Linked DNA regions of Homo sapiens: region 1 is linked to region 2. A link is a contact called in ENCODE Hi-C data. All regions are on one chromosome and are shown on one strand. The core of a region is the stretch at or near the end of the contact, and the rest is flanking DNA. Distances in the headings are between cores, read along the strand shown. Region 1 overlaps LOC124902479 (a long non-coding RNA gene). Region 2 holds the start of FAS-AS1 (FAS antisense RNA 1).

Region 1 (5,335 bases), core at 2,213-4,712, 2.0 Mb after region 2:
CCAGCTTGTCCAGGACTTTCCTGGTTTTACCACTGAATGTTCTGGGGTCCAAGAACCTCTCAGTCCAAAGCAAACCAGGTTGCTCATCCTAAGTGTGTTTGGAAACATGTCTGACCTGCTCACGTGTTTTTGCTCAGGGCCCCTCCTCAAGCTGCCAAGCCACTGCCTCAGCCAAACACCCCAGGGAGCTCTGATAACCTCCAGCAACTCTCCCTGGCCAATCTCTGTTAGGCAACAGATGCCACCCTTCTAGCTTTGGGGAAGGAGACATAGCCCTCCTACACTGAGTTCCAGACATGCTTACCTACCCCCTACATCAACTTTCCAGAGCTCCACTGTATTAGTCTGTTCTCACATTGCTAATAAAGACATACCCAAGACTGGGTAATGTATAAAGAAAAAGAGATTTAATGGACTCACAGTTTCACATGGCTGGGGAGGCCTCACAATCATGGCAGAAGGTGATGGAGGAGCAAAGGCACATCTTATATGATGGCAGTCAAAAGTGTGTGTGCAGGGGAATTGCCCTTTATAAAACCATCAGATCTCATAAGACTTATTCACTACCATGAGAACAGCACAGGAAAATCCGCCCCCATGATTCAATTACTTCCCACCAGGTTCCTCCTACAACATGTGGGGATTATAGGAGCTACAATTCAAGATGAGATTTTGGTGGGGAGACAGCCAAACCATATCATTCCACCCCTGGCTCCTCCAAAATCTCATGTGCTCACATTTCAAAACCAACCATGCCTTCCCAATAGTCTTCCAAAGTCTTAACTCATGTCACCATTAACTCAAAAGTCCACAGTCCAAAGTCTCATCTAAGAAAAGGCAAATCCCTTCTGCCTACGAGCCTGTAAAATCAAAAGCAAGTTAGTTACTTCCTAGATACAATGGGGTACAGGCATTGGGTAAATACCCCCATTCCAAATGGGAGAAATTGACAAAAACAAAGGGGCTATAGGCCCCATGCAAGTCCAAAATCCAGTGGGGCAGCCAAATCTTAAATCTCGGAAATTATCTCCTTTGACTTCATGTCTCACATCCAGGTCACGCTGATGAAAGAGGTGGGCTCCCATGATCTTGGGCAGCTCTGTTCCTGTGGCTTTGCAGGGTACAGCCCCGCTCCTGGCTGCTTTTATGAGCTAGCATTGAGTGTCTATAGCTTTTCCAGGCTCACAGTGTAAGCTGTCAGTGGATCCGCCATTCTAGGGTCTGGAGGACAGTGGTCCTCTTCTCATAGCTCCACTAGGCAGTGCCCCAGTGGGGACTCTGGGTGGGGGCTCCAACCCCACATTTCCCTTCTGCACTGCCCTAGCAGAGGTTCTCCATCAGGGCTCTGCCCCTGTAGCACACCTCTGCCTGGACATCCAGGTGTTTCTATACATCCTCTGAAATCTAGGCAGAGGTTCCCAAACCTCAACTCTTGTCATTTGCACACCCACAGGACAAGCTCCACATGAAAGCTGCCAAGGCTTGGGGCTTGCACCCTTTGAAGCCATGGCCCGAGCTGTACCTTGGCCTCTTTCAGCCATGGCTGGAGCAGCTAGGACACAGAGCACCAAGACCCTTGACTGCACACAGCAGAAGGGCCCTGGGCCCAGCCCACAAAACCATTTTTTCTGATTAGGCCTCCAGGCCTGTGATGGGAGGGGCTGCCATGAAGTTCTCTGACATGCCCTGGATACATTTTCCCCTGTCTTAGCGAATAGCATTTGGCTCCTTGTTACTTCTGCAAATTTCTGTAGCTAGCTTGAATTTCTCCCTAGAAAATGGTTTTTTCTTTTCTACTGCATCATCAGGCTGCAAAATTTTCGAACTTTTATGCCCTGCCACCTCTTGAATGCTTTGTTGCTTAGAAATTTCTTCCACCAGATACCCCACGTTATCTCTCTGAAGTTCAAAGTTCCACAGATCTCTAGGGCAGGGGCAAAATGCCACCAGTCTCTTTGCATAGCAAGAACGACCTTTACTCCAGTTCCCAACAAGCTCCTCATCTCCATCTGAGACCACCTCAGCCCAGACTTTATTGTCCCTATCACTGTCAGCATTTTGGTCAAAGCCATTCAACAAGTCCCTAGGAAGTTCCAAACTTTCCCACATCTTCCTATCTTCTGAGCCCTCCAAGTCTCTAGGAAATTCCAAACATTCCCACATTTTTCTACCTTCTTCTGAGCCCCAACTGTTCCAACCTCTGCCCATTACCCAGTTCCAAAGTTGCTTCCACATTTTTGGGTATCTTTACAGCAGCTCCCCACTTTCTGCAGCACCAATTTATTGTATTAGTCTGTTCTCACACTGCTAATAAAATACCCAAGACTGGGTAATTTATAAAGAAAAGGAGGTTTAATGGACTCACAGTCCCACATGGCTGGGGAGGCCTCACAATCATGGCAGAAGTTGAATGAGGAGCAAAGTCACGTCTGACATGGCAGCAGGCAAGAGAGCATGTGCAGGGGAACTCCCCTTTGTAAAACCATCAGATCTTATGAGACTTATTCACTATCATGAGAACAGCACGAGAAAACTCACCCCCATGATTCAATTACCTCCCACCTAGTTCCTCTCACAACATGTGGGGATTATGGGAGCTATAATTCAAGATAGAGATTTGCATGGGGACACAGCCGAACCATATCACCACCAGACAATTAACAAAACTTCTTCAAAGGCTTATGGATAATGGAAGGAAAGCTCAGCCTCAAAGGTAATTTCAACTTTTGGCAAAGCAGCTACCTGAAACACACCTACCAGAGCCATTCTCAGTAGCAGGTCCAGCTCCACATGAGAGTCCAGCACATGTCTGCCACCAGAAAGTTTGGGCCCAGCTGTCAAATGGCTTTGAGAGAGAAAAGACTTCTCTGTCCCTCTAGTTTCAGGCTGGCTTCCCAGAGAGGTAGAAACTACTACTGCTGCCTGGCATTCATTCCCCCGCTTTCTTAGTAAAAAGCACCCTGATTTACTTAGGAGGGTAAAGTGCCCAGATAACAGGCTTCATTTCTCAATTCCTCAGCCAGCTGTGGAAGTGTTTGGGGGAATGTCAGAAAAGCTATTTAAAGGGAGAATCAGTGAGGAGGTCTCACTCCAATACACATACACTCACACATGCTATTAATTTTTCCTCTTTCATCTTTCTTCCTTCTAGGCTTCAATGTGGATATGATGGCTGGAGCTCCAGCAGCCATCCTGTGACCCTGAGAACAAGCCATTCATTGAGGCTAATGAAGCAGGAAGAAGGAATCCTGAGTCCTTGGGAAACAAGGATCTACCTGAATAGCTCCGAATGCCTACTTCTAGATGTCCTTTTAGAAAGAGAAGCACACCCTTGTGTATTTCAGCCACTGCTATTTAAGGTTTAACCTAATCATGATATAATTGGTTTTTCTTGGAATGATTCAGTGGTAATTTTTTCTTCCATAAGAAGCAATCCCAACCCCTACCACTAGGGGGTGGCCTTGCCCTGTAGGCCTCAACATGACAATTACATCACTGCATATCAGAGTCCAACATCAGTGCATTCTGTGTAATTCAGTCTCAAATAACAACGTGCATGTGACAGCAGTGGTCCAGTCTGAGCTAAGCTGTGCCAAACTCCATCCAGTTCCTTTAGCATGAGATTTGGATCTCATGCTTTTCTTCTCTTTTCTATATCCAATTCTTCAGCTTGGACCCAAAAAAGCAAGCCCCAGGACCAAAAAAGTATGCAGAGAAGCAGCTCTGACTCTAGCAAACACACAGTTTGTATTTCCAAACAGAACAATGAGCTTCTAGTCTGAACAACATCCCATTTGATGGTAACTTGATACTTTCCTCTTTTTGTTTTTCCAGCAAGAAGCAATGGGTAGGTACTTGCTTTACATTTGTGAAAAGATACCTGGCTGGTGGGTCTGATAAAGAGAGACTCTACCCTGGCAGGATTATTGATATCTCTACCTCCTACAAGATGGAAAATCACTTGCAGCATTTAAGTGACTGTTTTTCCAGTTTATGCTGATCAAAGTTTCAAAAATCTCTAGGCAGAGTTTTAGTCACTAATAATCTGAAGTGAAGGGAATAATTTATCTAATTATTGCTCAGGCTAAAAGCAAGCTGCTGTCTCAAAATGAAAGTACAGTGCTAGTTCTATAAATACCCACTCACAACTAACCAACAAAGGAGTTTGTGGTGTGAGAAGTGGAACTTTTGATAGTTTCAGATTGCATTGCTTTGGTGTCATCTGTGCTCTCCTTGTCTACCTCCATTTACATCGTGATGCTGTATAGTTAAGACTTGGGCAGAGGGAGGAAAGGGGTTCATGGGGAGCTAGTAATCCTGCATTTTTCCTCAATTTTCTTACTAGACTGCCATATTAGATAAGAACAAAAAATGTGCCTATTGAATAGTCTAACCAAAGAACTTAAGAAAGAATCACTTTTTTTCCTCCATTTCGGTAAAGACCGTGCCGAAAGTTTTCATATGTAATAAAACCAGTGATCACCAGTTAATCTCAACCTAAGAGAAAGAACCAAAATGAACCACTCACAAGAATAGAAACAGGCATCCCTTGGGAGTAGGGTTTAACAAATGAAAATACAGGACACTCTGTAATTTGATTTTTCTGCAATATTTGGGACGCGCTTATATGAAAAAATTATTTGATATTTATTCAAAATTCAAATTTAATGGTATGTCCAGGATTTTATCTGGCAACCCTACTTGGGGGTAAAGAATCTGTTCCTTCCTTGTGGGGGATGGGAAGAACAGTACAAAATGAGCAGATTCTGAAATATATCAAGGAAACTGTCACTGGAAAAGTCACTGATTAAAAACAAAACACCCACAAACCACTAGGCCCTGTGCACAGGTTCCTCCAAGAAGCTAAGTCTTCTTGTTTTTTATCTTTTGTATCTTCACAGAGTCTAGATGCCCTCCTGCTCTGGGTATATTGAGAGCTCAGTGAGGAGTGCTGACCAACTGGATAGTCAATGACCACTGAGGAGGAGGTGGCTATGCAAGCCCCAGATCTCTGGGATCATGTGTTCTGTACTTTCAGATGTGCATCTGCAAAGGCCTGGAGTGCCAAGTGTCCTCTCCTTAGAGAGGCAAGGCAACAGCAAGGCAATCAGTTGTTACCCCAATGTCCAGCCTCCCCTATTGTCTTTCAGAGGGCATTTTGTCCAAACTATGGGGTAAGAAAAGGGTTTGGTTTTACACTTTTAGCCAGAGTTTACCCTCCGGGAATACTCCTTCTACCACATCTGCCAGGGATCTATTTTCCAAAGGTACTGGTTGGTCACTCAGAATCCACTGGGTGCAGACACGCAAAGATGTGCAACTTCTCCTCTGTATC
Region 2 (6,115 bases), core at 1-2,500:
CTTGGTCTCCTGCTGGGGTTGGTGGTACTCGTTCCCACCGCACAGAACCCGGCGCCTATTATTGGCCAAGAAACTTGAGCAGCCTGTTTTGAAAAGTCCCTCGCTCAGAAATGCCAGCTTGCAGATGGCTAATCAAAGAGACGTGGATCCAGGAGGCTCATTTGAGTACCGGAGCCTCTGAGAGTCCATGGATTTTTATTTTATTGGGCCCCAACAAAGTGCCAGGCATAGCGAGAGAAGTGTTTACAAATGTGATCTCCGCGGATTCTCACGAGAGCCATGTAGTGGGGAAGATAACCACATCCCCATTTTACAGATGGCGAAATGAGGTTCAGAGAGCTTCAGTAATTCAGCCAAGATCACACAGCTAGTAAATGGGAGATATGGGATTGAACTCAGATCTAATTCCAAAACTCAGGCTGTTCGCTGATTGCATCTGATATCCAGATTACACCAAGAGGCTGAGATGTCTGGGTCCATTTTATGATTAGAAAAAAAAATCCTGTTCCTTTCAGAAATAGTGTGCACTATTTGGGATTCTTTAGAAACTTCCTTGGAGAAAATTAATGATTCAAGATTGAGAAAACATTTATACAACCTCAGGCCACACTCTTCTCTCTCTTGTTATTAACCATTGCACCACTGCAATGTTGGCTGCTTTGAAAATCTCATAGTTTTTGGACAGCAGTATTAGTAAAGTGTAAGAAAATTGTCAAAGCTTGGAGCTATGCTTGTTGAACTTTTGTACCAATAGCACCTTTACCAGAGGCTGCGTGTTTAAAGCCCGAAGAAAACTTTGCTTTTCTGAAAGAATACACACACACACGCATATGTAAATATTCATACATTTATGTATATATACATATTATAATACCTATAAGTTAGGTATAACTTATATTTGTATATGATATATGGCCTAGGAAATTAAGGCTTATTAAATAAAATTTATAAATGCAGATGAGTCAAATACAAAGATCAGACATAACTCTATCACCTAAGTAATCATTGTTTACGTTTTGCAGTTTATCTTCCATTTCTCCCCTCTAATATGACTCTTTTAAATTTAGTTACACAGAAATTGGTTTTGCGCTCACGACATGCCTAACATCAGGCCTTTATCCTTAAAGAAGTTTCAACACTCTTGTGTCACCTCATGTGTCTACAGAAAATGTTTGCTTTTATGCCTTCACGGTTATGTTTTCTTAGTAGTAGCAATAAATAAAATAGATGCAAAGTGCTAATTACTTGGAATACAGAAGCAAATTTTAATTCTATTAATGGGCTGGACATAGATGGGTGGGGAGCTGTTTTCTGCTTTTCCCCTCTTCCCCTAGTCCTCTGACTCTGGTGATAACTATAGTCAACAAGTATCCCCATCCTTAACCCCTTTTGCTTCTCTTTCTCTTTCCTTCTCTCAACCTTCCTGGTGTTAGTTTTCTCTTTCCTATTTCTGAGTGTTTTTACTCCGACACTTACAATAAAAAAGTTTGAAATCCCAAAAAGTTGACAAATTTCTAAAGGAGACAGAAAAAGAGTCAAACTTACTTTACAAATTAATTTGAGAAATAGCTGTGGGTTGCATTTTTTTTTTTTATTGTGCATGACCCTGTTATTGGCCAAGAAACTTGAGCAGCCTGTTTTGGAAAGTCCCTCGCTCAGAAATGCCAGCTTGCTAATTGAAGGGATGTGGATCCATGAGGCTCATTTGAATTCCGAAGCCTCTAAGAGTCCATGGATTTTTATTTTATTGGGCCCCAACAGGTTTTGTCTTGCATTATTTAGGACATTGGCCAGGCAATCACTGGACAGCCAGTTTGCTCTCCTTTACATTTTGTAGAATGGTTATCTTATGGTCAAAGGAAAGGGAGAGGGCCTTTGGAAAATAAAGCTGTGTATTTACAAGCAGTCATACAGAATAGTTTTGTGGGGAAAATAAAGAACAGTTATTTAATTTGTAATTTAATCATTTTTCTTAAACCAACCCAAAGAGCATAAAATGGAATATTTATTTATTTTTGTAGCTTAATTTGTAATTTAATAATTTTTCTTAAGCCAACCTAACGAACATATTGGGCTGTTTATTTTCATTTTTAATGGGCCATATTTACATCACAAAGGACTTGAGAAGTCTTACAAATACAATAAAATGATAAAATATGAATTAAGACATTAGCAACCAGGATGGAAAAACACAAATTTGTAAATGATGGCCAGGTTTGCAAGCAAAAATTAAATTGATAAATGGCAGCACCCCCACTACCAGCTATAGTTAGACTGATGAAAAATCCTCTAATGTTCATGCCTGAAATACAGTTACCACCCTTAGCAGCAAATTAGAGGCAAAGAAGTTCTGGAATTTGGACGTTGTCTCTGAGTAAGCTCTTTGAGACACTGGACAAGTAATTTCCTTCTGAATACTCTTATACTGACACATAGGAGAAGTGTCAGTGTTTCAAAGGAATCTCTTTGAAGGCTACTACATTGCTTTAGGGGTGCCAGATTACCAGAGTAAACTGCCAGTTTGAGAGAATAACTGTTTCTTAAGAGATGGTCTGAAACCTAAGTAAGGAAATCCCCCCACTTGAAAGCCCCTAGGAAGTTAATTGCTTTTGGCAAATTATCTTGGGCCCCAAAAGTCCCTTGATGAGCACATGTTTTGTAATAGGTACTAAAGACTATTTACTTATGATGAAAAATAAAATAACACAATTTAAAACTTGAAATTGATAAAAAGCAACTTGAAACCAAATTTAGGACAGTGAACCCATCCCTTTCTTATTTTTAAATAGGTAAATATAGAAAAAATGACCACATGATGTGAAACAAAAAGCAAATATTTAAAAACTACATTTATACTTTATCTCACCACACTAATGTAAAGAATTTTGATTTTACTTATAAATTCTTAGCCTTGTCTACACATATACATAATTGCATGTTTAATTTGAGCTATATATAGTCTGTTTTTTGTTCCTTTGCATGTTACACAAACCTTTTTCTATTTCTACATAATTTTTATCTCATATTTTTTATTGGATACATTATAGAGAGAGCATTTATTAAATGAGCTGGGATTACTATAATTTTTATTATTTATTTTTTAATTTATTACTTATTTTTATAATTTACTATTGAAAAAAAGCATTTCTTAAATGTACTGGGATACATATATATATATGACTTTTTCTTGTTACTAAAAAATTACTCATAGAACTTACATATTAAAATTTTAGGACTTGTGATGAAAAATAATAAAATAATTCAAAACGATAAAAAGCAACATAATTTTATATGTTGTACCTTGTACTTCCTTATAAGGTACAACACTACAATAGCCTTAGTGTGTAGTTTTCTTTTTGCTATGTATGTATATATATATTCATAAAAGTGGAAAAATAACATTTAATAAATCCTCTTTATTTTCTGGAAAATCCTTGCTTTAAAAAAAGTCTTTAGCTTTTTATATAGTTCTACTTCTAACACCAATTAAATATCTTCAATTCAGTCTCAAGCAGGAACAAATCTTCAGTCCACTTGCCTACCTTTACTGTCTTTGAAGTGACAGTGTGAGTAGTAAAGCCCAAATCAGAGAGAAATTGACTTTTGTAAGATTGGTAACTTCACCTTCCCCGGAAGGAAATGAGGTGGTTCTTCCCTTTGATCACAACTGCTTTCTTGATTTGAAATAAACTGTTGTACAGCCCAGTCACCCCATCTTTAGACATTTAGAAATGGCAATCATAGTTATATAGGACAACTAGCCTGAGTCCCACTAAGTAGAAATGATAGTGAATTTAGTATAAGATTATACCTTTAGGCTGGGCAGGTGACTCACACCTGTCACCCAGCACTTCAGGAGGCCAAGGTGGGTGGATCATGGATCACTTGAGATTAGGAGTTTGAGACCAGCCTGGCCAACATGGCAAAAACCCAACTCTACTGAAAATACACAAATTAGCTGGGTGTGGTGGCGTGCCTGTTATCTCAGCTACTCGGGAGGTCGCGGCAGGAGAATCACTGGAACCTGGGAGGTGGAAGTTGCAGTGAGCCAAGATCATGCCACTGCACTCCAGGCTGGGCGACAGAGTGAGACTCCGTCTACAAAGAAAACAAAGAAACAAAAAATCATACCTTTAGAGCAAGGCCAGCCTTGTGAATTAGCAAATCTGACTACAAATTCAATCAGCAGATGTACTCAGCCCAGCAAAGTGAGCAAGCTTACTATAGGTTGTGTTAAGGCATGGACTGGGATAAACTGGCAAAATTAGAGTAAATTTGACAATTTGACATTGGATTCATTAATGATAGCCTGTCCTTCAATGAAGTCAGGCAGCATTGTGTTTCTATTCACCTCTGTGTTTTGTGAGGCTATAAAAATATAAGATATGAGAAATGTGAATACTTTTTATTTGTGAGGGCAGATATCTTGAAAAAGAGAGCGAGAGGAAGTCAGAGTATGCGGGTGAAGACTCTTGTTTTTTTGCTGAGGATTTAGCTTTGGTTTTTAGCCATTCTCACAGAGATCATTGGTCCTAATTAACTGGTTGTTGTTGTTTTTTTTCATGTGAATGTCTGTAAGGTTTCAGGCTTGATTTTAAAAATTGGGCCTATACTCACAGAAAGACAAATACTGCATGATCTCGTTTATATGTGGAATCTAAAAGTTTTGAATCCATAAAAGTAGAGAGTAGAATAGTGGTTACCAGAGGCTAGTTGGGGGCAAAGTTGGGGGATTTAGGGAGATATTGGTCAAAGGATACAAAATTTCAGTTAGGAGGAATAAGTTCAAGAGATCTAGTGTACAACTTGATGTCTATAGCTAATAACAATGTATTGTATACTTGAAAATTACTAAGAGTAGATTTTAAGTGTTCTCGCCACACACACACAAAAGAAAATGATAAGTATGTGAAGGAATGCCCAATGTAATTAGCTCGATTTAGCTAATTATCTTCCAAAATATGTACATAATTATCTTCCAAAATATGTACATAATTCAAGACATCATGTTATATACCATAAATATATATAATTTTTTTATTTGTCGAATAAAAATAATACAAAAAAACCCTGGGCCTATACTGCCCACAGGTAGTGGCCACAGGCAGAGCTGGTCCCAAGCCCCTCCCTCTCTCTGTAGTCCCTTATCCCAGGTTGCTTTATTCTTGTATGACCCACGTGGCCCCTCTGGGCTTGTAAGGGCTCTGGGGCTGTATTTTAGGACTCTATAGCCCTTACATTACCCATTTCCTCTACCAAAGGTCATTTCTCTTATCTTCAAGCTTATTTTTGGAAGGGTCATTATTTCTTCATGAGAAGTCAAATTCTGATTTGCAAGTGCTGAACACAGATGCCATTAGTCTATAAAACTCTTATATTCTCACATGTAAATGTAGTAACCTGCTAACCTCAGATTCTGCTTCCTCTAACCTAGTTGCCCTGCAACTGTGATGAACCTCAAAATCACCAAGGGTACTTCCCCATTCTCAGAGATCCTGATTCCTTAGGTCTATGTAGGGGCCTTAGCACTTTTTATTAAATAATGCATCACTACAGGATTCTGATGTCTGTCGGGGTCTTGAGAACTATTTTTCTGACTCTAGCACTAAACTCAAAATGTAATTTCAGATGGAATTTCCTAGGCTCATTCATTTTATTTTATTTATGGCTTGGCCAGTCATGGATCTAATCAGTAACTTGCAACTGTTGCTTCAACTACCTCTGTCCTGGACTTTCCAGAGATTGGCTTTAAGAAAGAAAGAGGACATCCCTGGGATAAGATTACCATGTGTATTTTTATGTACAGATTTTGAAAAACATACAAATGAATGGGATCTTTGCTTATCTCTTCCATGTAGAAAAATTTATTTTACTTCTATTTCAGGTTTTCAATAATGTAGTAGGACAAGATGACATCACTATATCCCTGTTTTTTACACAGATATATTAGAGATGCATTATCTTATTGGAAATTTTAAACTATTCAATAATAAACTATTAGTCTTTTAGAATTTCTTTTTCCTCAAGTGTTGATAAGTAACTGAAAGTCTACAAGCAGACAAGCAGAATTAGTCGGTGGAACTTCATTTCTTGCTCCATTTTTGTCCTCAGCAGT

What was found. Hi-C counts contacts between places; a loop is a spot of excess contacts on that map. Pooled maps may share reads with other maps.
Region 1: a loop to region 2 is called in a pooled map, with 3 times the contacts of the local background. The contact joins the enhancer-like site here to the promoter of FAS-AS1 in region 2. A Hi-C loop is called at or near these places in 4 of 37 single-sample maps with no recorded cell type and 3 of 50 pooled maps.

What each region holds. Positions count from the first base shown.
Region 1 is chr10:91,002,994-91,008,328 of GRCh38, forward strand. The region is part of intron 1 of LOC124902479 (a long non-coding RNA gene); the gene reads right to left. Among named protein-coding and RNA genes, the nearest start is that of LINC00502, 40 kb to the right of the region's middle. Within about 2 kb of position 3,463, at least 8 of the 41 ENCODE cell types and tissues checked have a DNase peak (open chromatin) inside an H3K27ac peak, as active enhancers do.
Region 2 is chr10:88,991,725-88,997,839 of GRCh38, forward strand. It overlaps FAS-AS1 (FAS antisense RNA 1), which reads right to left and starts at 1,251. Exons shown (of 1, transcript NR_028371.1): 1 at 1-1,251. The region is part of intron 1 of FAS (Fas cell surface death receptor); the gene reads left to right. RefSeq lists an enhancer at 1-9.